Regions from separate parts of the Homo sapiens genome. Here all the other regions are linked to region 3. Evidence: read pairs that join two places in POLR2A ChIA-PET (ENCODE). Cell type or tissue: HepG2. All regions are shown on one strand.

Region 1 (8,000 bases), 85 kb after region 3:
GGCAATAAATCATATAATAGAATACTACAAAGTGGGCTGGGTGCGGTGGCTCACGCCTGTAATCTCTGCACATTGGGAGGCCAAGGTGGCGGATCACCTGAGGTCGGGAGTTCGAGACCAGCCTGACCAAAATGGAGAAACCCCGTCTCTACTAAAAATACAAAATTAGCTGGGCATGGTGGCGCATGCCTGTAATCCCAGCTACTCGGGAGGCTGAGGCAGGAGAATCGCTTGAACCCAGGAGGCAGAGGTTGCGGTAAGCTGAGATCGTGCCATTGCACTCCAGGTTGGGCAACATGAGCAAAACTCCATCTCAAAAAAAAAAAAAAGAATACTACAAAGTGGTGGAAATGAATGAATGAAGGCAAGAAATCAACATGGATGACTCTCATGTAATTCATGTTGCATGAGAAAATCAGGTTGCAGAAAATTGCATATAATATGATTTTATTTATATAAAAGGCAAAACCAGGTAATATCAAGTAATGGATTGTTTAAGGATGCATACTTGTACATATGTGAAAAAAAATAAAAGAACAAGCAATTGATTAACACAAAGTTCTGGATAAGAGGTAAAATCTTATGGGGATTTTATCCTGAAGGGCAAACACAGGCTTCAAATGAACTAATATTCTATTTCAAGCAGAGAGGCTGGTACTTGTGTGTTTTATAGTTTTATATATATACATATATGTGTATATATACATATGTGTGTATATACATATATGTGTGTATATATACATATATACACATGTATACATGTGTATATACATATATACACATGTATACATATGTATATACATATATACATATATACACATGTATACATATGTATATACATATATACATATATACATACACATACATATATACATATATATACACACACATATATATACACACATATACACACACACACACACACACACATTTTTTTTTTTTTTTGAGACAGAGTCTTTGTTGCCCAAGCTGGAGTGCAGTGGCGCAATCTCGGCCTCCCAAAGTGCTGGGATTAAAGGCGTGAGCCACCGCACCTGGCCGGTTTTATTATTATCTTTAAACTGCAGACGTGTGATATCTGCTCTATTGTAGGTGTGATACATTTCACAATTGAAAAAAAGAAATTTCCAAGATTAGGCCAGGCGTGATGGCTCACACCTGTAATCCCAGCACTCTGGGAGGCCGAGGTAGGCAGATCACCTGAGGTCAGGAGTTCAAGACCAGCCTGGTCCACATGGTGAAACCCCATCTCTACTAAAAATACAAAAAATGAGCCAGGCTTGGTGGCGAGCCCAGATTGCGCCACTGCACTCTAGCCTGGGCGAAAGAGTGAAACTCTGCCTCAAAAACAAAAAACAAAAAACAAAAACAAAAACAAAAAACAAAATTAGCTTGAGCGCCGTGGCTCACGCCTGTAATCCCAGCACTTTGAGAGGCTGAGGCAGGCTTATCACCTGAGGTCGGAAGTTCGAGACCAGCCTGATCAACATGGAGAAACCCGTCTCTACCAAAAATACAAAATTAGCCAGGCGTGGTGGCTGGCGCCTGTAATCCTAGCTACTCGGGAGGCTGAGGCAGGAGAATCGCTTGAACCCAGGAGATGAGTTTGCAATGAGCCAAGATCGCGCCACTGCACTCCAGCCTGGGCTACAAAAAAAAAAAAAAAAAAAAAAAAGCCGGGAGCGGTGGCTCACGCCTGTAATCCCAGCATTTTGGGAGGCCGAGGCAAGCGGATCACGAGGTCAGGAGATCGAGACCACGGTGAAACCCCGTCTCTACTAAAAATACAAAAAAATTAGCCGGGTGCGGTGGCGGGCGCCTGTAGTCCCAGCTATTGGGGAGGCTGAGTCAGGAGAATGGCGTGAACCCGGGAGGCGGAGCTTGCAGTGAGCCGAGATCGAGCCACTGCACTCCAGCCTGGGCGACAGAGCCAGACTCCGTCTCAAAGAAAAAAAAAAAGAAAAGAAAAGAAAGAAGAAAGAAAAGAAAAAGAAAAAGAAAAGAAATTTCCAAGATTAGCCCAAGATCTCCTCCTTTAAAAGGGAAGGAATGCCGGGCACGCTGGCTCACGCCTGTAATCCCAGCACTTTGGGAGGCTGAGGCGGGCGCATCACGAGGTCAGGAGATCGAGACCATTCTGGCTAACACGGTGAAACCCCCTCTCTACTAAAAATACAAAAAATTAGCTGGGCGTGGTGGCGGGCGCCTGTAGTCCCAGCTACTCCGGAGGCCGAGGCAGGAGAATGGCGTGAACCCTGGAGGCGAAGGTTGCAGTGAGCCGAGATCGTGCCACTGCACTCCAGCCTGGGCGACAGAGCGAGACTCCATCTCAGAAAAAAAAAAAAAAAAAGGGAGGGAATGAGGCTCATAGGGGGTTGTCACAAGCAAGGAAGAGGAAAGAGGATGAGAGAATGGGGGAAACGGTAGCCAAAGGGGGCCTGAGAGAAGGGGCTGAGGGTTTACATGTGCGCAGAACTCTTCACTCTCCTAACACGCTTGCAGCTCTGACTGCAGTTCCCAAGGCGTCCACTAGAGGCCACCAAGGCATCAGCCTCCGCCTCTCGCCGCAACCAGGCCGCCTTTCTCGCCCACGGTGGCATAGCCCGGGCTCTGCCCGGGAGGGGGCGCTGGTGGCCAAAGGAAGACGGGGGCGGGCACAGCGCCTGCGTTTGCAGCTGCATGAGACCAGGTGCTCTGGAAAGCGCTGGCCCGCTTCCCAGCTCTTCTCTGCCGCCCAGAGATTTTAGGGTCTCAAACCCAAAAACCGGGCCGGACAGGGTGGCTCACGCCTGTAATCCCAGTGCTTTGGGAGGCAGAGGCGGGAGGATTGCTTGAGCCCAGGATTTTGAGGCCAGCCTGGGCAACCATGCAAGACCCCGTCTCTATTAAAACAACAACAGGCCGGGCCCGGTGGTTCACGCCTGTAATCTCAGCACTTTGGGAGGCCGAGGCGGATGGATCACCTGAGGTCAGGCGTTGGAGACCATCCTGGCCAACATGATGAAATCCCGTCTCTACTAAAAATACAAAAAATTAGCTGGACGTGGTGGTGCACGCCATAGTCCCAGCTACTCGGGAGGCTGAGGCAGAAGAATCGCTTGAACCCAGAAGGCAGAGGTTGCAATGAGTCGAGATTGCGCCACTGCACTCTAGCCTGGTGACAGAACGAGACTTTGTCTCACAATTAAAAAAAAAAAAAAAATTAGCTGGGCGTGGTGGCAGGCACCTGTAACCCCAGCTACTTGGGAGGCTGAGGCAGGAAAATCGCTTGAACCCAGGAGGCGGGGGTTGCAGTGAGTTGAGATGGTACCATTGCACTCCAGCCTGGGTGACAAGGAGGAAACTGTCTCAAAAAATATATAAATAAATAAAAATAAATTAATAAAATAACAAAACAAACCCAAGCAACGAACAGCACCCACAGACACGATTCTTTGTCTTCTGCAGCTATGCCTTCAAGCTTGGGCCCTGCTCGGTCTCGTCTATATATAAAGAAGAGGATCTAGGTTTGTGCAGCCTCTAAGGAAAAGAATACAACATTTTGCAAATCTTGCAAAACACACAGAAATCATGCTAACACATGGCTGATACTCTTTCCATGTGAGGAGGCTTGAAGTTTAAGCTTAAGTAATTTCCAGGTAAATGCACCTCTGATTACACATCTGCATATTTATCTACTGCGTGTCTCCCACTAAGAATGTAAGTTCCAAGACTGCAAGAATTTGTATCTGAATTGTTAACTCCTGGGGCCCGGTTCCTAGTATATTGTAGAAGCTTTATAAACTATTTGTTGAAAGAACCAGTTGGGGCTAGTTTCACAGGTAGAAGTACAATGGCCTAGCCTGAGGCTTGAGGAGTGCAAAGGTTTGGGATGATATCACTGAAACCTCAAAACGGTGAGTATAACACCCATTTAAAAGCTGGGAATGAGGCTGGGCGACATGGTGGCTCACACCTGTAATCCCAGCACTTTGGGAGGCCAAGGCGGGCAGACCACGAGGTCAGAAGGTCAAGACCAACCTGGCCAACACGGTGAAACCCCGTCTCTACTAAAAACACAAAAATTAGCTGGGCGTGGTGGCACGTGCCTATAACCCCAGCTACTTGGGAGGGTGAGGCAGGAGAATCACTTGAACCTGGGAGACACAGGTTGCAGTGAGCTGAGCTCCTGCCACTGCACTCCAGGCTAGCAAGAGAGGGAGACTCTGTCTCAAAAAAAAAAAAAAAAAAAAAATGCTGGGGATGGCAGGGTGCAGTGGCTCACACCTGTAATCCCAACAATTTGGGAGGCCAAGGCAGGTGGATCACCTGAGGTCAGTAGTTCGAGACCAACCTGGCCAACATGTAGAAACCCTGTCTCTACTAAAAATACAAAAATTGCTGGGCGTCGTGGTGCACACCGGTAGACTCAGCTACTGGAGGGGCTGAGGCAGGAGAATTGCTTGAACCCAGGAGGCAGAGGTTGGCAACAGAGTGAGACTCCGTCTCAAAAAAAAAAAAAAAAATGCTGGGGATCCTAAGAGCCCAGGAGGTGAAGCAGGTGCCCAACCAGAAGTGGCACTGGGCCTAGAACCCGCATTTGCCTTGCCTCTTGCCCTGCCTTTGCTCCCAGCCACTGTCCTCCCTTTAACCCCCCTTGCACAAGGCCTTGATGCAACCCTGTACTGGCCTGGGGCACCCTGCTTGAGGACAGCGTTGGGAACGAGGTTTTGCAAGAGTTGCAGCAGGAAGCAGCACCAGCCAGGGCAGGTCCAGGGAGATAAGGGCACCCTCGCCCCTCCCTGTGCTCCTCCTGGCCTTCTGGTTTCCTCTTCCCTTCCCTTTCCTGGAAAGTGGCGCCTGCCTGGACCCTGGCCCCAGCCTCGCCCAGCTCCTGGCCTGGCCCTGTGACTCACCTCCTTTCTTTCCGGCAGCCATGCTAGGATGTGAGACCTGCCTGCCACCAGGAAGCCCTGCTGTGTGTGACACTGGGCAGCAGGGAGCTCTCTCTGGCTGGCAGTTCCTGGTGCTCAATAAGAGTGACTGGCATGGGTCGGGTGTGGTGGCTCACGCCTGTAATCCCAGCACTTTGGGAGGTTGAGGAGGGCTGATCACCTGAGGTCAGGAGTTCGAGGCCAGCCTGGGCAACATGGTGAAACCCCGTCTCTACTAAATATATAAAAATTAGCCAGATGTGGTGGTGCGCGTCTGTAATCTCAGCTACTCAGGAGGCTGAGGCATGAGAATTGCTTGAACCCGGGAGGCGGAGGTTGCAATGAGCCAAGATCACGCCACTGCACTCCAGCCTGGGCGACAGAGCGAGACTCTGTCTCAAAAAAAAAAAAAAAAAAAAAAAAAGAGCCGGGCACGGTGGCCTCATGCACTTTGGGAGGCTGAGGAGGGTAGATCACCTGAGGTCAGGAGTTCGAGAGCAGCCTGGCAAACATGGTGAAACCCTGTCTCTACTAAAAATACAAAAATTAGCTGGGCGTGTTGGCATATGCCTGTAATCCCAGCTTCTTGGGAAGCTGAGGCAGAAGAATTGCTTGAAACTGGGAAGCGGAGGTTGCGGTTGAGTCGAGATCGCCCCATTGCACTCCAGCCTGGGTGACGAGGAAAACTGTCTTAAAAAAAAAAATAGACATTCCCCAATATGGGTTGCAAAAATTGTGATATGTGTATATTTCTTGCATTTATCTGAGTTATGCTTTTAAAACAAATAAATATAATGACCAGGTATGATTTCAGTTGGAAATAAGATGAAAGGCTTTATAAACTGGACATACTGTGGGAACATGAGGCCCCTCATAAACCTGATTTAGACAAGTCTGATTTCTGGAAAGTCCTCTAAGGTAATGTGCAATGTGGCCTTGGGTGGGTCACCTCACCTCTTTGATGCCTCCGTTTTCTCATCTGAAAAGTGAACACAGGCCGGGCACGGTGGCTTACATCTGTAATCCCAGCTCTTCGGGAAGCTGAGGTGGGCAGATCCCTTCAGGTCAAGAGTTCGAGACTAGCCTGGCCAACATGGTGAAAACCCTTTTCTACAAAAAAAATACAAAAATTAGCTGGGCATGGTGGCACGTGCCTGTAATCCCAGCTACTCGGGAGGCTGAGGCAGGAGGATCACTTGAACCTGGGAGGTGGAGGTTGCAGTGAGCCAAGATGGTGCCACCGCACCCCAGCCTGGGCAATAGAGGGAGACTCTGTCTCAAAAAAACCAAAAAAGTGAATATACCAGTAGGCCCACACCTGGTAGGGCTGTTGAGACAATCCGCTCAAAACACTTTATTGCAATATGCACTAAGTATCTACCATGAGCCTGTGCTATGCTTTTTAGGTGCATTGGTTCAATTAATCCTTGAAGCCCAGGTTCTGAAGCCCGTTTTCCAAAAAAGAAGAGGCTCTGACAGGTGAAGTGATGAGCATCAAGGTTGATTCTGGGCTTGTGTTCTACCTGCCTCCCTACTAAAATGTTAGCCTATTACTCTTGTTGTAGTGGTGGTGGTTGCTCTTATTAAAATGAGCATATGATGATAGCACTGGCCTCGTTAACAAGTTCTGACGATTAAATGAATTGATATTGTAAAGAGTTTAGCATGGTGCCCAGCACACAATAAGCTCTCTGTATTTCTTAAATAAAATTAACAGTACAGCCCCGGAAAGGCAGAGTCCAGTGCCCAAGAAACTTGGTCCTCGGGTTTCTCGGCATCTTCCACCCCAGCTCCTGGCTTCGTCCTGTCCAGGAGGGGTTAAGGAGTTAATGATTTCCAAAGGAGCAGGGTTTTGTGTGTTACATGCACACACACCGGTGGCCTCTGTCCCCCCTCCCTCTGCGAGGCCCGGAGCCTCTTATGCAAGCCGCCGGCGCCCGCCGGTTCCCAGGCCCGGCTGCAGCTGGGGGCGGAGGGGCAGGGCGGGGGCGGCGCGCTGTTTGTCTAGCGCGGCTGTGCCAAAGGCTGCGGGCCCCAGACAGCCAGGCGCCTCCGTACACCTGGGGATGCTCAGGTTAAATAGCTCCGCATTCCTCGGGCCCAGCTGATGGAAACGCTCCCAGGCCGCCGCGGAGCCGGCCTCCAGATGGGCTGGGTCTGGGCCAAAGGGGAACAGAGGGAAACGTGGAATCCAGAGTGTGCCTGAATGGCGGGGGAGGTGGCCCAGGCCCCCGCCGCAGCCCCTTCCTCCCCTGGAAAAAGGCCCTGCATGTCGGAGTACGCGAGGGGGAACCCGCTCAGACCCCGTGGGTGGGCTTGCAGGCGGGGGCCCACACGTGAGAGTGCGTGCGTGCACACGTGTGCCTCCGAGGACACTCCAAGGACTCACAGGCGACAATAATAATTTATAACTATGAAACATTCTGTGCCAAGCACTGTGCTAAACGTTTTACACACTTACTTTATTTCATTTATTCTGTACTACATTCCGTGAGGTTAGTACTGTAATACAGCAGCCGGTGGGGAGGAGGTAGCAAAGAACATAATTCGCCTGCAAGTACTGGGTTCTTCGATAAAATCCATAAACTGTGGAGGGGGTGTACCTGGCTTAATGTTAGTGCTCAAATCATAATCTTTCATTTGATTTTTTGTTCATCCCCTCTCTGAGCTTGTTCCTTCTGCTGTAAAACTGGGATCACAGTCTTGCCTTTAGCCCCACAGGGATCCATGAAATCGTTTTTGTAAAGGGTTCAGTTGAGCAGAGCCAGGCTTCTGGTGCTAAGGGCTATTGATTTTATTCTATTGTTTATTGACAAAATATATTAATAGCCCTTACCTGTCTGGGACAAGTTCTTTGTCATTCCTGGGACTCAGTTTCTCCATATGTAATACAGGGGGGTTTACCTGGCAGCAATCCTTGAGGGTTGGTGCCCCCAGGACCTAACGATAGCCCAGGGAGTTGCCACGTGAACTTTTGAGGAAGGGTTTGCCCAAACACAGCTGTCCCCACCTTCACTCCAGACCCGCAGAGGCCCAGGAATGCCAACCAATCTATAGAACAGTTATACACACAGAAACCCACAGTGT
Region 2 (8,000 bases), 62 kb after region 3:
TGTCTGATATCCCCAGCGGGGGGCCAATGGGGGTCCTAGACCTTTGAAGCCCCTTTTTGGGACCTCAATTCACCATCTGAGAAGTGGGAGGAGGCCTAAGTCTTGGGCCAGGGTCTGAAGAGTTTGAGGCTGAGGGCTTGGGTTCTGGTGCCAGCCCCAGCTCAGTCTGGCCAGATTGGAGAACCCCGCTCACTTGTTTGCTCCCCAGAGGAAGCTGGGTGGGGTCCAGGTGGAGAGGGAGCAGTTCTTGAGTCTCTCTTCCCTGCAGGGGCCAGAGGCCCCTGCACCGGCAGAACAGACAGACGGTCTGGCCCCCACCCCTTCCCCCCTAATTGGCTGCCTACGTGCACACAGGCCTGCTCTGCTGGATCTGGTTGGGGTGGGGACTGGGCTTAGCCAGTCTGGCTGAGCCCAGTCTCCCACCCCCAGGGAAGACTCAGGGTTTGGCATCCATGGTGGTGGGGAGGGGCTTTAGAGGATGGGGACTTAACTGGGTCAGAGGGAGGGAGACACACATCTGGGGAAAAGAAGGGGAGTCCCACATCTAGGGAGAGAGAGGGGCACCCAACAAATAGAGTGAGGGAGGGGGCACACTACAGGTGATAAGTGGGAGGGGGCGGCCCACACTTCTGGAAAAGAGGGGCTCCGGCCAGTGATTATGATTAGTGGGTGGGAGAGCTCCACATATCAAGAGAGGGAGGATGTAATCTATATTTGGGGAAAGAGATGGCACACATATGCAGACTCCCCAGGAGTCTTCAACTCTAACCTACAAGAAGCCCCCCAACCCTCTAAGACAGGGACCACTGGGGCGTGACCCAGCGGCGAAGGCAGGAGACCGAGCCGCGCCCCTGACCCGCGCGGGCTTGGGTGGCGGGGTCCTCCCCCAACTCACTCACCTCGCGGGCTCGGCAGTGGGAGCGCGACCTGGGTCTGCCCAGCGAGCAACTGAGAACCCGCTGCGGAGGGACCTGAGTGCGGGCGCCCGCCCCCGGCCCGCCCCACAGCCTTTCTCGGGGCCGCCCCAGCGTGGGAACGTCCTGCTTCGGCAGGGCGTGGGAGCGCACAGCCTGCGTCCCTGGGGGCACCCCGGCCCACAGATTGGGGGGAGGCACTGCAGAGCGCCTCCTGCATCAGTGTCCCTACCGGGGTCCTGCCTCTGGAGACCCTCTGCAGACAGTAGTCCCAAGAACAGGGTCTCCCTGCCTCCTCCACACCTCCCCTCCTTGCTGTTTCTCCCACCTGGGATGTTCTCTTCAGGCCTTTGCAGACGCAAACCTTCCAGCCAGGCCCAATGCCTCCTACTCCAGAAGCATCTTTTAGGCCAGCAGTGGCTCACGCCTGTAATCCTAGCACTTTGGGAGGCCGAGGCGGGAGGATCACCTGAGGTCAGGAGTTTGAGACCAGCCTGCCCAGCATGGCGAAACACCTTCTCTATTAAAAATAGAAAAATTGGGCGGGCGCGGTGGCTCATGCCTGTAATCTCAGCGCTTTGGGAGGCCAAGGCAGGCAAATCACGAGGTCAGGAGTTTGAGACAGCTTAGCCAACATGGTGAAACCCCATCTTTACTAAGAATACAAAAATTAGCTGGGCGTGGTGGCACGCACCTGTAATCCCAGCTACTCAGGAGGCTGAGGCAGGAGAATCGCTTGAACCCGGGAGGCGGAGGTTGCGGTGAGTCGAGATCCGGCTACTGCACTCTAGCCTGGGCAGCAGAGCTAGACTCCATCTCAAAAAAAAAAAAAAAAAAAAAAAAAGTTAGCAGGGCGTGGTGGCGCGCACCTATAGTCCCAGCTTCACAGAGGGCTGAGGCAGGAGAATCACTTGAACCTGGGAAGCGGCTGTTGCAGTGAGCCGAGATCGGGCCACTGCACTCCAGCCTGGGCAACAGAACAAGACTCTGTCTCAGAAAAAAAGAAAAAGAAAAAGAAAAAAAAAATTCCCAGCACTTTGGGAGGCCAAGGGGGGCAGATCATGAGGTCAGGAGATGGAGACCATCCTGGCTAACACAGCGAAACCCCGTCTCTACTAAAAATGCAAACAAAATTAGCCAGGCATGGTGGCAGGCGCCTGTGGTCCCAGCTACTCAGGAGGCTGAGGCAGGAGAATGGCTTGAACCCGCAAGGCAGAGGTTGCGGTGAGCCAAGATCATGCCACTGCACTCGAGCCTAGTGACAGAGCGAGACTCCATCTCAAAAAAAAAAAAAAAAAAAATAGACAAGGCTCAGGCACATTTATTCAAGAATTACTTATAAAACTGGGCGTGGTGGCTCATGCCTGCAATCCCAGCACTCTGGGAGGCGGAGGCGAGCAGATCACCTAACGTCAAGAGTTTGAGACCACCCTGGCCAACGTGGTGAAATCCCGTCTCTACTAAAAATACAAAAATTAGCCGAGTGTGGCAGGGGACACCTATAATTCCAGCTACTCGGGAGGCTGAGGCTAGATAATCGCTTGAACCTGGGAGGCAGACGTTGCAGTGAGCCAAGATCGCACCACTGCACTCCAGCCTGGGTGGTAGAGTGAGACTCCTCAAAAAAAAAAAAAAAAAAAAAAAAACTTAAAAAAAACTTATAAAGACCTGTTTCAGCTGGCATTTATTGCATACTTGTTTACCAGGATAAATGTTGGGGGCTATAGAGCCAAAAAAAACCAGACATAGTTCCTGCCCCCACAGGGCTTACAATTCTGTTCTAGGCAGAGGAAAAGGCCTGTGCAAAGACCCAGAGGCAGGAAAACACAGCATGTTCAAAAAACAGAAGAGACAGGCCAGGTGCAGTGGCTCACGCTGTAATCCCAGCACTTTGGGAGGTCAAGGCAGGTGGATCACAAGATCAGGAGATCGAGACCAGCCTGGCTAACACGGTGAAACCCCATCTCTACCAAAAATACAAAAAATTAGCCAGGCGTGGTGGCATGCACCTGTAGTCCCAGCTACTTGGGAGGCTGAGGCAGGAGAATCGCTTGAACCCGGGAGGTGGAGGTTGCAGTGAGCCAAGATTGCACCATTGCACTCCAGCCTGGGCGACAGAACGAGACTCCGTCTCAAAAAAAAAAAAAAAAACAACTGAACAGAAGAGACAGCCAGGTGCGGTGGCTCATGCCTATAATCCCAGCACTTTGGGAGGCCGAGGCGAATGGATCACCTGAGGTCGGGAGTTTGAGACCAGCCTGGCCAACATGGTGAAACCCCGTCTCTACTAAAAATAAAAAAATTGGCCAGGTGTGGTGGTGCACATCTGTAATCCCAGCTACTCGGGAGGCTGAGGCAGGAGAATCGCTTGAATCTGGGAGGCGGAGGTTGCAGTGAGCCAAGATCCCACCGTTGCACTCCAGCCTGGGCAACAAGAGCGAAACTCCATCTCAAAGCAACAACAAAAACAATAACAAAAGAAGAGAGGTCATCTTGGCCAGAGTGTCATGGTTAAAGGGGAGGCTGGATGGAGGGAGAGGTGGGCTGGACCACCGAGAAGGACCTGTAGGCGGTAGTGAGGAGCTTGGATTTTATTTAAAGAAGGTGATTAAGCTGGCATGGTGGCACACCCCTGTAGTCCCAGGTGCTCAGGAGGCTGAGGCAGGAGGTGGAGGTTGCAGTAAACTGAGATTGCACCACTGCACTCCAACCTGGGCAACAGAATGAGACCCTGTCTCAATAAATAAATAAATAAATAAAATAAAATGAAGGTGGGAGGCAACCAAAGTTAAGAAGAGGAGTGATGTGTTCAAATGAAGCAGAGCACAAGTTCAGTAAATGTGTCCCGGGACTGTTAGTATACGGATGGTGGATGAATGGGAGAGGGCTGGGGGTCCCCTCGGTGGCCTGGAGACCAGAGCTTTCCAGGTCTCCTGGCTCTAGGTCCATGGGGTATGCCCAGCCCCCATGCCTTCCATCAGGGTTCCTATACCCTAGTGAGTCCACAGGGGCCTGCTAAAGACAGTTTCTAAAGGCTGGCCAGGCATGGTGGCTCATGCCTGTAATCTCAGCACTTTGGGGGGCCAAGGTGGGCAGATCACTGGAGGTCAGAAGTTCGAGATTAGCCTGGCCAACATGAAGAAAACCTGTCTCTACTAAAAATACAAAAATTAGCCAAGTGTCGTGGCACATACCTGTAGTACCAGCTACTAGGGAGGCTGAGGCGGAGGTTGCAGTGACCCGAGATCGCACCACTGCACTCCAGCCTGGGCGACACAGCGAGACTCTGTCTCAATAAATAAATAAATAAATAAATAAATAAAGGGAGGGGGCTTAGTCCTGGGGGCAGATGAGCCTAGAAGGCGAGGGGCTCAAGGGAAGGTGTTAGAGGGACCCTAGAGTGCACATCACCTCCATTCTAGACGCTGCCAGAGACAAAACTTTGAGAAGGCAGCTTGGGAGTCTTCCCGAGTTCCAAGAGTCCAGCTCCCAGAACTGACCATGTTGGGCCCAGCGCCCTCTGCTGGTCACTCTGGGAGCTGCTCCTCCCCTTCCCCAACCAAGGTAATTCCAAACGTGAGAGACCCCCAAAAGGATCACCTTGGCCAGGCACCGTGGTTCATGCCTGTACTCCCAGAACTTTGGGAGACCAAGGCGGGTGGATCATCTGACGTCAGGAGCTCGAGACCAGCCTGGCCAACATGGCGAAACCCCGTCTCTAGTAAAAAGACAAAAATTAGCTGGGCGTGGTGGGGGGGGCACTTGTAATCTCAGCTACTTGGGAGGCTGAGGCAGGAGAATCGCTTGAACCCGCGAGGCGGAGGTTGCAGTGAGCCGAAGTCGCACCACTGCACTGCAGCCTGGGCCACAGAGTGAGACTCCCTTTCCAAAAAAAAAAAAAAAAAAAAAGGACCACCCCTTACCTCGGTCACTGAGCAGGATGTTCTACAGAACAGCCCTATGGACAGAGGACAGGGGAAGACACTCCTTCTTTAAGAACCTGGAGGAGAGCATGCCTTGTCTTTTTTTTTTTTTTTTTTTAAGCTTTGTAGAGACAGGGTCTTGTTATGTTGCCCAGGTTAGTCTTGAACTCCTGAGCTCAAGGGATCCTCCTGCCTTGGTCTCCCAAAGAGCTGGGATTATAGGCGTGAACCACTGCGCCAGGCGGAAGGTCATGAGTCTTGCCAGACCTTTTTCAGGGTGGCTGGGAGGGCGGTGGCTGCACTGGAGTGAGTGGCCTGTGTCTATGCATGGCTCTACTACAGCCACTCTGGCCAAGCGGCACCATTTCTGGGCCTCAGTTTCCCCCATCTCCTCAGTTTCACAGGGTCTTCCAAGGGAAGGCATTTGGGAAAGGCGATCCTCTGTTCTTCCCTGCCCTCTTCCGCCCCCGCCTCTGTGGGAACATCAGGCTCCAGAAGTTGAGTGATGCTGTGATAAGGAACATCTGTGGGGGAAGCCCAGCCCCGGACTGAGGGCCATGGGGTGGAGGCCGGCCCTGAGTAGCTCACGGTGAATATAGCCTGCAGGACAACTGCGGAGCCTCCTTTCAAGGTCCTGAACCTGGGAAGAGACGGACTGTCCCTTAAGGCAGGCCACTCGGGGTCCCAGAGCCGAGGAATAAGGGTCTTCTCCTGGAACCGCGGGGGGTCCAAGGGTGGAAGGGACTCCGGACACGGCATTCAGGCCACTTGTCGTGACAGGCCCGACATGCTGAGAGCTCTGGGATAGGCTGAGACCTGCCAGCAGGAGGGATGGCAGCTCACGCTCACTTGATCAGCTCCAGGGAGCCCCCAGATTCTGCCCAGATGCAAAGACCTGAGCCATGGCCTCAGCATCCCCCCACCAGCCAGGCTCTAGGTATCACACAGGACCCACCTCCGGCCTGCCAGCCCAGAGGGGATACTGTGGAAGAGCTAGGCCTCACGCAGGACCCTAAGGTGAAAATAGGAAGAGGAGCTGGACAAAGCGTCACAGACCCAGACCCCCAGCCCTTCAGGAGGCCCGGGAGCCCCTTGAACCCAGGGAGGAGGTCTAGTACAGGAGGAGCGGGGAGAGGCGAGAGTGGGCAGAGCTAACCACAAGGAGCGGGGCCAGGCGACAGCAAGGGAACCGGGCGCCGAGGGGGCAGAGCCAGCGAGCCGATGGGCGAGGTCAGTGAGCCGAGGGCCCTGGCCAGGAGCGGAGAGCAAGGCCCACCCAGCTCACCTGTGGGAGCGGAGGCTCTGCGGAGCTATGGGAATCACCGAACGCTGAGGGTGTCTCGGCAGCAGCTCAGGCTCGGAGGACGTCGCGGGAAGACCCGCAGCTCTGGTGGACCGTCCAGCAAGCGCTTCTAAAACCGTGGACAGACACGCCAGGCCAGAACCAACACTGAGGGCTGGGCACGGTGGCTCGCCCCTGTAATCCTAGCACTTTGGGAAGCTGAGGTGGGAGGATTGCTTGAGATCAGTAGTTCAAGACCAGCCTGGGCAAAATGGTGAGACCTTGTCTCTATATAAAAAAAAAAAAAAAAAAAAATCAAAAAATTAGCAGGATGTGGTGGCGCACACCTGCAGTCCCAACTAAGGAGGCTGAGGTGGGAGGAGTGCTTGAACCTGGGAGGTCGAGGCTGCAGTGAGCTGTGATTGCACCACTACATTCCAGCCTGGGTGACAGAGCAAGATCCTGTCTCAAAAAAACAAACTGACGTTGAGCTGGGACTGCCATAGGAGTGGATGGCCACTAATGGCAGGTTTCCTGGCCTGCCGCAGAACCCATAGCATGATCGGGGTAGATGAATGCCCTTGGCTAGATTTCACCGGGACAGGACAGGACAGGTGGCCTAGAGATGGAAACTTCCTGGGGCAGGTCAGATCTCTTCATACCATTGCCGTCTCCTCCTCCCTACCAGGGCAGACACACTAGAGGAGTGGGGCTGAGGGAGGCGTCCAACCTGGCAAAGGGGCTGAGGTGGTGAGATCTGGGAGTGCAGGTGTCACATCAGCCCTAGGGGTAGGCACTAGTGCCTTCACATCCTGGAGGCCAGGGCCTCTGTCTTCTCTGAGACACAATTGGCTCCTGCACATGGGCATGGGTATTTGGCCCCCAGATGTGGGGACAGCCTATGTGGGGACAGCCTCATGGTATCCTTGAGCCTTTCTTGGCACCGCTGGCTTCCCAATAAACTCCTTAGCCTGACGTTCAAGGTCCCCACTACCAAACCTTCCAAATACAGCTTCTTCATCAGCCTCTCTTGCTCTCCCACCATGCCCCAGCCACACTGGGCTTCAGTTCCTAGAACACACCCACCTTGCCCATGACAGGGCCTTTGTAATTGCTCTTCCCTCTGCTGAAATGCTCTTCTCTCAAGGGCAAGTCTTATTCCCACTCACCTGTTCCATCTGAGAGAGCTCTACCGGAGCAATACACCCGGCCTCTCACCCACAGACCAAAGCTATGCTTTACAAACTAGTTTATCAGGAATTGTGGCAAATTGTATTTTCAAAGAAGATAGCCTATCAATATCTCCAATTCGACATGCTCATTGTACAATTATGACCTTGACACTTGAGTGTGGGATCTATGTCCCCCTTCCTTCAGCCTGGATGTACCTTTGTGACAGCATTAAACAGCAGAATATGGTGAAAGTTGCTATGTGACTTCTAGATCATAAAAATGCCATGTGGGCCCGGGTGGGGTGGCTCACGCCTGTAATCCCAGCACTTTGGGAGGCTGAGGTGGGTGGATTGTGAGGTCAGGAGTTCAAGACCAGCCTGGCCAAAATGGTGAAACCCCATCTCTGCTAAAAATACAAAAAAATAGGCTCAACGCCGTGGCTCATGCCTGTAATCCCAGCACTTTGGGAGGCCGAGGCAGGTGGATAACCTGAGATCAGGAGTTCGAGACCAGGCTGACCAACATGATGAAACCCTGTCTCTGCTAAAAATACAAAAATTAGCCGGGCGTGGTGGTGGGCGCCTGTAACCCCAACTACTCAGGAACCTGAGGCAGGAGAATCGCTTGAACCCGGGAGGCGGAGGTTGCAGTGAGCTGAGATCGCACCACTGCACTGCAGCCTGGGTAACAAGCGAGACTCTGTCTCAA
Region 3 (8,000 bases):
CCAGACTGCACCTAATAGTCTAGGATTTGCTGGCTCCCTTCCTGCCTCATCAGCTGGGCTCCTGGATTGAGGCAACACGATCTCCTCTTTTTGCCAAAGGGGCTGGTCCAGCAGGGAGGAGCCTAGACCCCTCTCCAGTCCTCTCTGGACCTAGCTAACTTTGTTTCAAGGAGTCTTTTCTGTAGAAGGTTTATTAATTGAGATATTGCCATTGGAAACCCAGTTCTGCTCTCAAGATACTTCCAGTTGAATTAGAGAGAAAAGACATAATATACATGAAAGGAGATCTTGTAAAAGCCAACAATAAATGCTAAATGCCAAATGAGGGAAGGACTTCACAGAAGAGGTGAGGTTTACACCGAGCCTTACCACAAAGCGGAGAAAAGAGGGGCTGTAGCTCCCAGTAGGAGAGTCAATGTGGGTTAAGATTTGCAGGCTGAGACCAACTCTCAAGAAGAGACCCGTGGGCAGTGGCAGTCAAATTTTAGGCATATGTGGAGGGGTCTCTTTCATTAGGTAATAAAGCCAAAAAGGTCAGCTAGAACCAGGTTTGTAGGATCTTCAAGTGCCAGGGGGAGGATTCCAAGGCCCTCCTTGGCAGCCCTGGTATCCCAATAGATAGGTCGTGCCCAGGGACTAATGCCCATGCTGGCCACTGGTTGGGCTGCTGATTCCCAGGTGGCAATGGCAGCTTCTGAAATGGGAGCCAGAGCCTTCAACTAATAGTGAGGGGAGGAGTTAAGTGTGGGGCCATTGTCAGTTTAGCTTTTGGCCATCCCAGGTGCTATTCATTTGGCGATTCGGCAAATGTTTATTGAGCACCAACTATGTGCCAGGCCCTGTGCTACATGCTGAAGATGCTAAGATAAACAAGATAAGGTCAAGGACATTGCTCTTGTAGAACTCTTACTTTAATGGGAGAGACAGCTAGCCCGAGAAACAAACAAGATTATTTCAGGGATTGGGTTAAATGCTGTACAGAAAATGAAACTGAGTAATGGAATATCTAGGAAGCAACTATATGCATGGGCCAACTCAGTTACTCAGCTTTGACACTGTTGGGTCTAGTTGGTACCTTTGTTTCCTTTTGTGTTATAGATGGAGGTGATCTTTCAAATCTCCTCTGCAGAGATCCAATGGGATAATGGTTGACTACCATTTATTGAGCACCTAGCCCATGTCAGGTACTCTACATGCATTTTCTCATTTAATTCCCTCACCTAGACTGTGTGCTAAATGGTCCATTAGCCCTACTTTCTTTTCCAGTAAAGAAACTAAGGTTTGGATAAGTGAAGTTGCATGCCAGGGTCCTGCAGCTTTACGTGGTGAATCCTGGATTTGGACCTAGATTGGGCTGGCTCTAAAGCCAGGCTTCTTTCCCCTGCTCCACTCTTGGAATAAATGAAGGATTGTTGGTTCAGGATATGCAGAAAGCTGCTTAGCAAAAGGAGAGTTGGAGAAGCATCTTGGTTTGAGGGTCTTGAAGGACACCTACTGTACTCCCAGCTGAGAGGACTCTTTCTCCTCATCTTCAGGAGGATGCCTCCAGAGCCTGGGGTTACTGTAGGCCTTTGCCAGAGGCATGTTCGGACTTAGCCAGCTGAGTATCCCCTGTTTCCTGCTTTTACCATCTCAGCTGCTGGTCAGGAGGTTTGGGAAGGTGACATCATCTAGCTGAATCAGCTGCTGCTTCTAGATACATTACTGGAACTGAAAGTCATTACCCCTTCCTTCCTGCTCTGCAAGTCTCTTCAGAATGAGGCTGGAGTATGGGTGTTCCACCTGTCTGCAGGGTCATGACTGGAATGGTACTTGCTGCTTTTAAAGAGCTAAAAGGTTTTTAAAAGCTTGTTCATGGAAAAAGCTTTCCTCAAGGCTTCTCAAGCTAAGGGAACAGAGCGTCCTTGAGAGGCAGGAGGATTCACAGGAAGGCCCTCCCCGACTCCCTCTTGTCCACCTACATTTAGCCATATGACCCTTCTGATCTCCTTTGCCTAAGTCCGAGGCTTAGGCCTAGCACTGTAGGATGGGTAAACAAAACGTTATTTGTGGACTTTTTGACCTTAAGACTTTTAGAGTCTGGTCAAGGGGACAAAAAAAAACTGCTTACATTTCAGAGCAGACCAGCCACCACACTATTGGAGATATATTGGAGATCTCCCCTTGACTCACTAATTGAAAAGCAAAAAAGGGCAGGTGTGGTGGCTCATGCCTGTAATCTGAGCACTTTAGGAGGCTGAGGCAGGCAGATTGCTTGAGCTTAGGAGTTTGAGACCAGCCTGGGCAACATGGCGAAACTCTGTCTCTACAAAAAAATACAAAAATTAGCCGGGTGTGGTGTTTCGCACCTGTATTCCCAGCTACTCGGGAGGCTGAGATGGGAGAAACACTTGAGTCCAGGAGGTCAAGGTTGCAGTGAGCCATGTTCACACCACTATACCCCAGCCTAGGTGACAAAGCGAGACCGTCTCCAAAAAAAAAAAGAAGGAAAATCGACTGGGTCCAGTAGCTCATGCCTGTAATCCCAAAACTTTGGGAGTCTGAGGTGGGAGGATCACTTGAGCCCAGGAATTCAACATCAGCCTGAGCAGTACAGTGAGACCTCCATCTCTACAAAAAATTTGTCAGGCATGGTGGCACATGCCAATAATCTTGGCTACTCAGGAGGCTAAGGTGGGAGGATCACTTGAGCCTGGGAGTTCATGGCTGCAGTGAGCTATGAACACATCTCACAGAACTCCAACCTGGGCGACAGAGCAAAATCCTGTCTCAGAAAAAAGAGTCATTGGAGGGTTTTGAACCAAGAAATGACAGTCCGACATACATTTTTAAAGGATCACCAGGCTGGGCACGATGGTTCACGCCTGTCATCCCAGCACTTTGGGAGGCCGAGGCAGGCAGATCACTTGAGGTCAGAAGTTTAAGACTAGCCTGGCCAACATGGTGAAACCCCATCTCTACTAAAAATACAAAAATTAGCCAGGCATGATGGCGTGTGCCTATCATCCCAGTTACTCAGGAGGCTGAGGCAGGAAAACTGCTTGAGCCCGGGAGGTGGAGATTGCAGTGAGCTGAGATTGTGCCACTGCACTCCAGCCTGGGCAACAAAGCGAGACTCCGTCTCAAAAAAAAAAAAACAGCAACAGCACATGCTGAGGATTCTGTTCAGTGGTTTCCACTTATCAGTATAGCACCTCATTAATCCTCCCAACAGTTTTATGAGGTATGCTCTAGTGGTATCCACATTCTACAGAGAAGAAAACTGAGACTTTGAGAGGTAAAGTCACCTGTTAGGCCGGGCACAGTGGCTCACGCCTGTAATCCCAGCACTTTGGGAGGATGAGGTGGGCAGATCATGAGGTCAGGAGTTTGAGACCATCCTGGCTAACACGGTGAAACCCCGTCTCTACTAAAAATACAAAAAATTAGCCGGGCGTGGTGGCGGGCACCTGCAGTCCCAGCTACTTGGGAGGCTAAGGCAGGAGAATGGCATGAACCCGGGAGGTGGAGGTTGCAGTGAGTCAAGATCGTGCCACTGCACTCCAGCCTGGGTGACAGAGCGAGACTCCGTCTAAAAAAAAAAAAAAGAAAGTCACCTGTTAAAGATTACACAGCAAACTGCCAGCATCCAAAGCCTGTCCTCTTCCCTCTTCCATTTGAATAGGCTCCTTCCAGCCAACATTCATGTATATTCTATCCAGGCTCCAAAGTCCAGTACCAAGCCAGTCTTTTCCAGGAAGCCTTCCCCAAGCTTATCTAATGGCCTGTCCCTCTATTGAGAGCTGATCTACAGAGCTACCATCCATTGAGCACTCCATGGGTGCTAAGTATACTGCTGAATGATTTAAATATGTTATCTCATGTAATATTCCAAGGAGCCATATGCCCTGTGACATCCATTTTACATGTGAAAATAGTGAAGCTAAAATATAGGCACATGCCATCATGCCTAGCTAATTTTTTTTTTTTTTTTTTTTTTGAGATAGAGTCTTGCTCTGTTGCCCAGGCTGGAGTGGCTTGATCTCGGCTCACTGCAGCCTCCGCCTCCTGGATTCAAGTGATTCTCCTGCCTCAGCCTCCCGAGTAGCTGGGATTACAGTCACCCACCACCATGCCCAGCTAATTTTTGTATTTTTGGTAGAGACAGAGTTTGACCACGTTGGCCAGGCTCGTCTCGAACTCCTGACCTCAGATGATCCACCCGCCTCGGCTTCCCAAAGTGCTAGGATTACAGGTGTGAGCCACCACACCCGGCCGACTAGCTTATTTTTAAATTTTTAGTAGAGACAAGGTCTCACTGTGTTGTCCAGACTGGTCTCTAACTCCTGGGCTCAAGCAGTCCTCCCACCTTGACGTCCCAAAGTGCTGCGATTACAGGCGTTAGCCAGCAGTGTCTGGCCTCTAATGACACTTTATTCATGAGAATAAATGCCAAAATGTATACAGTGCATGGGCATATGACTGGGAGACCTTGGTACGCCAGCAGTGGCAAGGACAGTCACCTAGAAGTAAGTGCCCTAGAGTACACCGAACCTGGGTTTCAACTGCCCAGGCTTACTCCTTCTCAAAACCAGCCCTTTTCCAGCTTTGTGTCCCTGTGTGTTTGCATGGGTGCAGGCACAAGTAGATGACACAGTGGTGATGCTATGCACCCAGGACATTTCATAATAGGGAAGGACGTTGACCGCTGCCATGGGGTACCAAAGGTCATCAGGGCTGTGAAAGCCAAGGACACTCAGGCAGCCTTACTCCCCTTTGAGTCTGAGTCATTTCCTGAGGGATATTGGTCATTCATTCATTTGTTCATTAACAAGTATTTATTGCATTCCTGTCATATATCAGGGACTGAGCTAAAGGTTGGACATACAGTCTGAACGAACCAAAGTCCCTATTCTCACCCAGTGGACATTCCAAGGTGGGTGACAGATTTTAAGTAAATTAACATGTCAGGGCTAGGCATGGTGGCTCTCGCCTTTAATTCTAGCACTTTGGGAAGCTGAAGTGGGAGTATTGCTTGAGCCCAGGAGTTCGAGACCAACCTGGGCAACATAGTGACAACCCACCTCTAAAAAATAAATAACATGTGAGGTAGTATTTAGTGATATAGGGAAAAATAAAGCAGAGAAAAGGGATTAGGGATGGGAAAAGGAAGGGTAGGGTAGTTAGGAAGGCCTCTCTGATAAAGTGACATTGGATCTGAATGCAGTGAGGGCATGAGCTGTGCGGATATATGGGGGAATAGTGTTGTAGGCATAGAGAACAGCAAGCCGTAAAACAAAAAAAAGCCAGATGCAGTGGCTCACGCCTATAATCCCAACACTTTGGGAGGCCAAGGCAGGAGGATCACTTGATGCTGAGAGTTTGAGATCAGCCAGAGCGACAAAGCCAGAGTTTAGTTGGGCATAGTGGTGCATGTCTGTAGTCCTAGCTAGCTACTCGGGACACTGAGGCAGGAAGATGGCTTAAATCCAGGAGTTTGAGGCTGCAGTGAGCTATGATCCTGTCCCTCCACTCTAGTCTGGCTGACAGAGCAAGACCTTGTTTCAAAAAAATTAAAAAATAAAGCAAGTACAAAAAAAGACTCTCCAACATATTTAAAGTACAGCAAGTTGGCCAGTATGGCCAGAGTAGAGTAAGCCAGTGGTAGGAATCAGGTCTGAGACGTCACCAGGGGCCAGGTCTTGTAGGGCCACATGGGACCTTGCTTTAAGGGCAGTGGAAAGGCATGGAGGATTTTTAAGCAAAGAAGTGACAGGTTTTAGAAGGATCTCTCTGATGTGGAGAACAAACTCTATGGGTAAGAGCGGGAGCAGGAGACCAGTGAGAAGCCAGGTGGGTGATAACAGCAGTTTATACCAGGGTGGATGGGTGGTGGAAGTGGCGAGCAGTGGTCAGAGCTTCAATACAATTTGAAGGTTGGACCAACTGGATTTGCTGATGTTTGCTGGATAAGAGGTGAGAGAGAAAGGAGTCCAGGTTTTTGGCTTAAGAAACTGGAAAGTCCTTACTGCCATTTAATAAGGGGAAGATGCCTTGGCTGATAGTGATTTCCTGCTAGGGCTGTGGAGTTGAACTGCCTGCATTCAAGTCCTAGTTTGCTTACTGTTTTGTTTTTGTTGTTGTTTTGAGATGAGGTCTCACTATGTTGCCTGTGCTTGTCTCGAACTCCTGGGCTCAAGTGATCCTCCCGCCTCTATCTTCCTGGGATTATAGGTACGCCACCAGGCCCTGCTTACTGTTTGACTTTGAGCAAGTGTTTGACTTTGCCAAGCCTTAGTTTCCTTCAATGTAAGCCTACTGTCTAGATGATAGGCAGTTGGGTGCTGTGAAAACTAAATGAGGGTAATTTGTATGAAGGGCTTAGGACAATGCCTGGCATATGGTAAACCTTCAGTAAGAGTTAGCTCTAATCCTTATTACTATTGTTGGAAGACAAGAAGTCCCAGGGCCTCAAGGTCCTCTGGAAAGCAGGCAGCAGGTCACACTCCACCTCCACCACCCCCTCAAGGAGCCCGCCCTCCAAGAGGCAGCTCAGACACCATCTGTCCAGCAGAGAAAAGCCACAGGGAGACAGCTTTCGGGGAGCATTAGATAGATGAGCCCTTCCCAAGAAACCTAATCTCATTCTCAGCAGGTGCTAATCCCACCACCCTCCCTTGGTATCTGAGCCCAGCCCACCCACTTCCTTCCCCACCCCCATCCTGTGTCCTAGACCCTCTTCCCCTTCTCACCAGCTCCAAGCTGCCACCAGCAAACTTCCTTACCAGATGGAGGGGCTCTGACAGAAGCCCACCACCCATCTGACTGGGCCCAGCCTCTCACATGTATCAGGTCACCAAGGGCTACAGGTGCCACCTGTCCAGAAGCCCCCCCTACAGGTGCCAGTTCCTGGGCGTGGTGCTTGATCCAGGCTGGAGCCAGCTGGAGCCAGGAACTCCCACTGTGCCCCAGCTGCTGCCTGCCCTCCCACCCACAGGCAGAGAAACAGGCTTAACCCTTCGGACACTGCATATGTTGAGTTAGTTGTTACAGTTCTGGCTCAGAGTATTGCACTGTTTCAGTACACTTTTTTTTTTTAAAGAAATTTATCATAAATACAACAGAGAATATCTAATGCATATGTACAATTTTAAAAATAGGAAAATCATCACTTGTAAACTCATCACCCAGATTAATTAATAATCAAACATATGTTTGCCTTGCATGATGGCTTATGCCTGTAATCCCAGCACTTGGGAGGCTGAGGTAGGAGGAATGCTTGAGGCCAGAAGTTTGAGACTAGCCTGGGCAACATAGTGAGACCACCATCTCTACAAAAACTAAAATTAAAAAATAGCTGGGCGTGGTGGTGCACGCCTATAACTCCAGCTACTCAGAAGGTTGAGTCGGGGATCACCTGAGCCCAGGAGTTTAAGGCTGCAGTAAGCTATGATCGCGCCACTGTTCTCCAGTGTGGGCAACAGAGGGAGACCTTGTCTCTAAAAACAAACAAAAATAAACGTGAGTACCTTAGAGCCCCCTGTGTACCCCCTCCCCAATCACAGCTACCCCACCATCCATACTCCTGAGTTCTGTGTTTTCTTTTGTGATATCTTACCATGTCAACCAGGCTAGAGTGCAGTGGCATGATCATACCTCACTTCAGCCTCAAACCTCTGGGCTCAAGTGATCCTCCTGCCTCAGCCTGCCAAGTAGCTAATTTTTTAATTATTATTATTATTTTTTTTAGAGATGGGATCTCACTATGTTGCCTGGGCTGGTCTAGAACTCCTGGCTTCAAGCGATCCTCCTACCTCAGCTTCTCAAAGCACTGGGATTACAGGTGTGAGCCACCACACCTGGCTACCTTTTTTTTTTTTTTTTTTTAAGTTTTACTATATATATATAGGTATATATTCCTAAACAATATAGGATATTCTTCTACATGCTTTTTTTTGTTTTTGTTTTTGTTTTTTTTTTTTGAGACGGTCCCACTTTCTCGCCCAGGCTGGAGTGCTATG

The links. Peaks named below come from ENCODE experiments on the same cell type or tissue, not always from the same donor. Only the 100,000 strongest peaks of a DNase experiment are listed, where the experiment ranks them.
Region 1: POLR2A ChIA-PET joins it to region 3 with 15 read pairs; 11 of 35 experiments call an interaction of 5 or more read pairs at or near these places.
Region 2: POLR2A ChIA-PET joins it to region 3 with 10 read pairs; 9 of 35 experiments call an interaction of 5 or more read pairs at or near these places.

The regions. Positions count from the first base shown.
Region 1 is chr20:31,607,598-31,615,597 of GRCh38, reverse strand. No RefSeq gene overlaps it. Among named protein-coding and RNA genes, the nearest start is that of MIR3193, 4.4 kb to the right of the region's middle. RefSeq lists cis regulatory regions at 4,477-5,075, 6,621-7,196. In HepG2, CTCF peaks have their summits at 2,583 (motif pointing right) and 4,978; DNase peaks (open chromatin) are centred at 2,597, 4,787, 6,897, 7,567 and 1 weaker place; H3K4me3 peaks cover 1,271 bases.
Region 2 is chr20:31,630,862-31,638,861 of GRCh38, reverse strand. It overlaps COX4I2 (cytochrome c oxidase subunit 4I2), which reads right to left and starts at 950. Exons shown (of 5, transcript NM_032609.3): 1 at 900-950. RefSeq lists a silencer at 890-1,029 and enhancers at 4,158-4,658, 4,659-5,159. In HepG2, a CTCF peak has its summit at 4,433 (motif pointing left); a DNase peak (open chromatin) is centred at 4,411; H3K27me3 peaks cover 642 bases.
Region 3 is chr20:31,693,030-31,701,029 of GRCh38, reverse strand. The region is part of intron 2 of BCL2L1 (BCL2 like 1); the gene reads left to right. The region is part of intron 3 of BCL2L1-AS1 (BCL2L1 antisense RNA 1); the gene reads right to left. Among named protein-coding and RNA genes, the nearest start is that of BCL2L1-AS1, 22 kb to the right of the region's middle. RefSeq lists enhancers at 1,596-1,645, 2,029-2,976. In HepG2, no CTCF peak of the experiment used is centred here; DNase peaks (open chromatin) are centred at 1,679, 2,039, 3,689 and 4,699.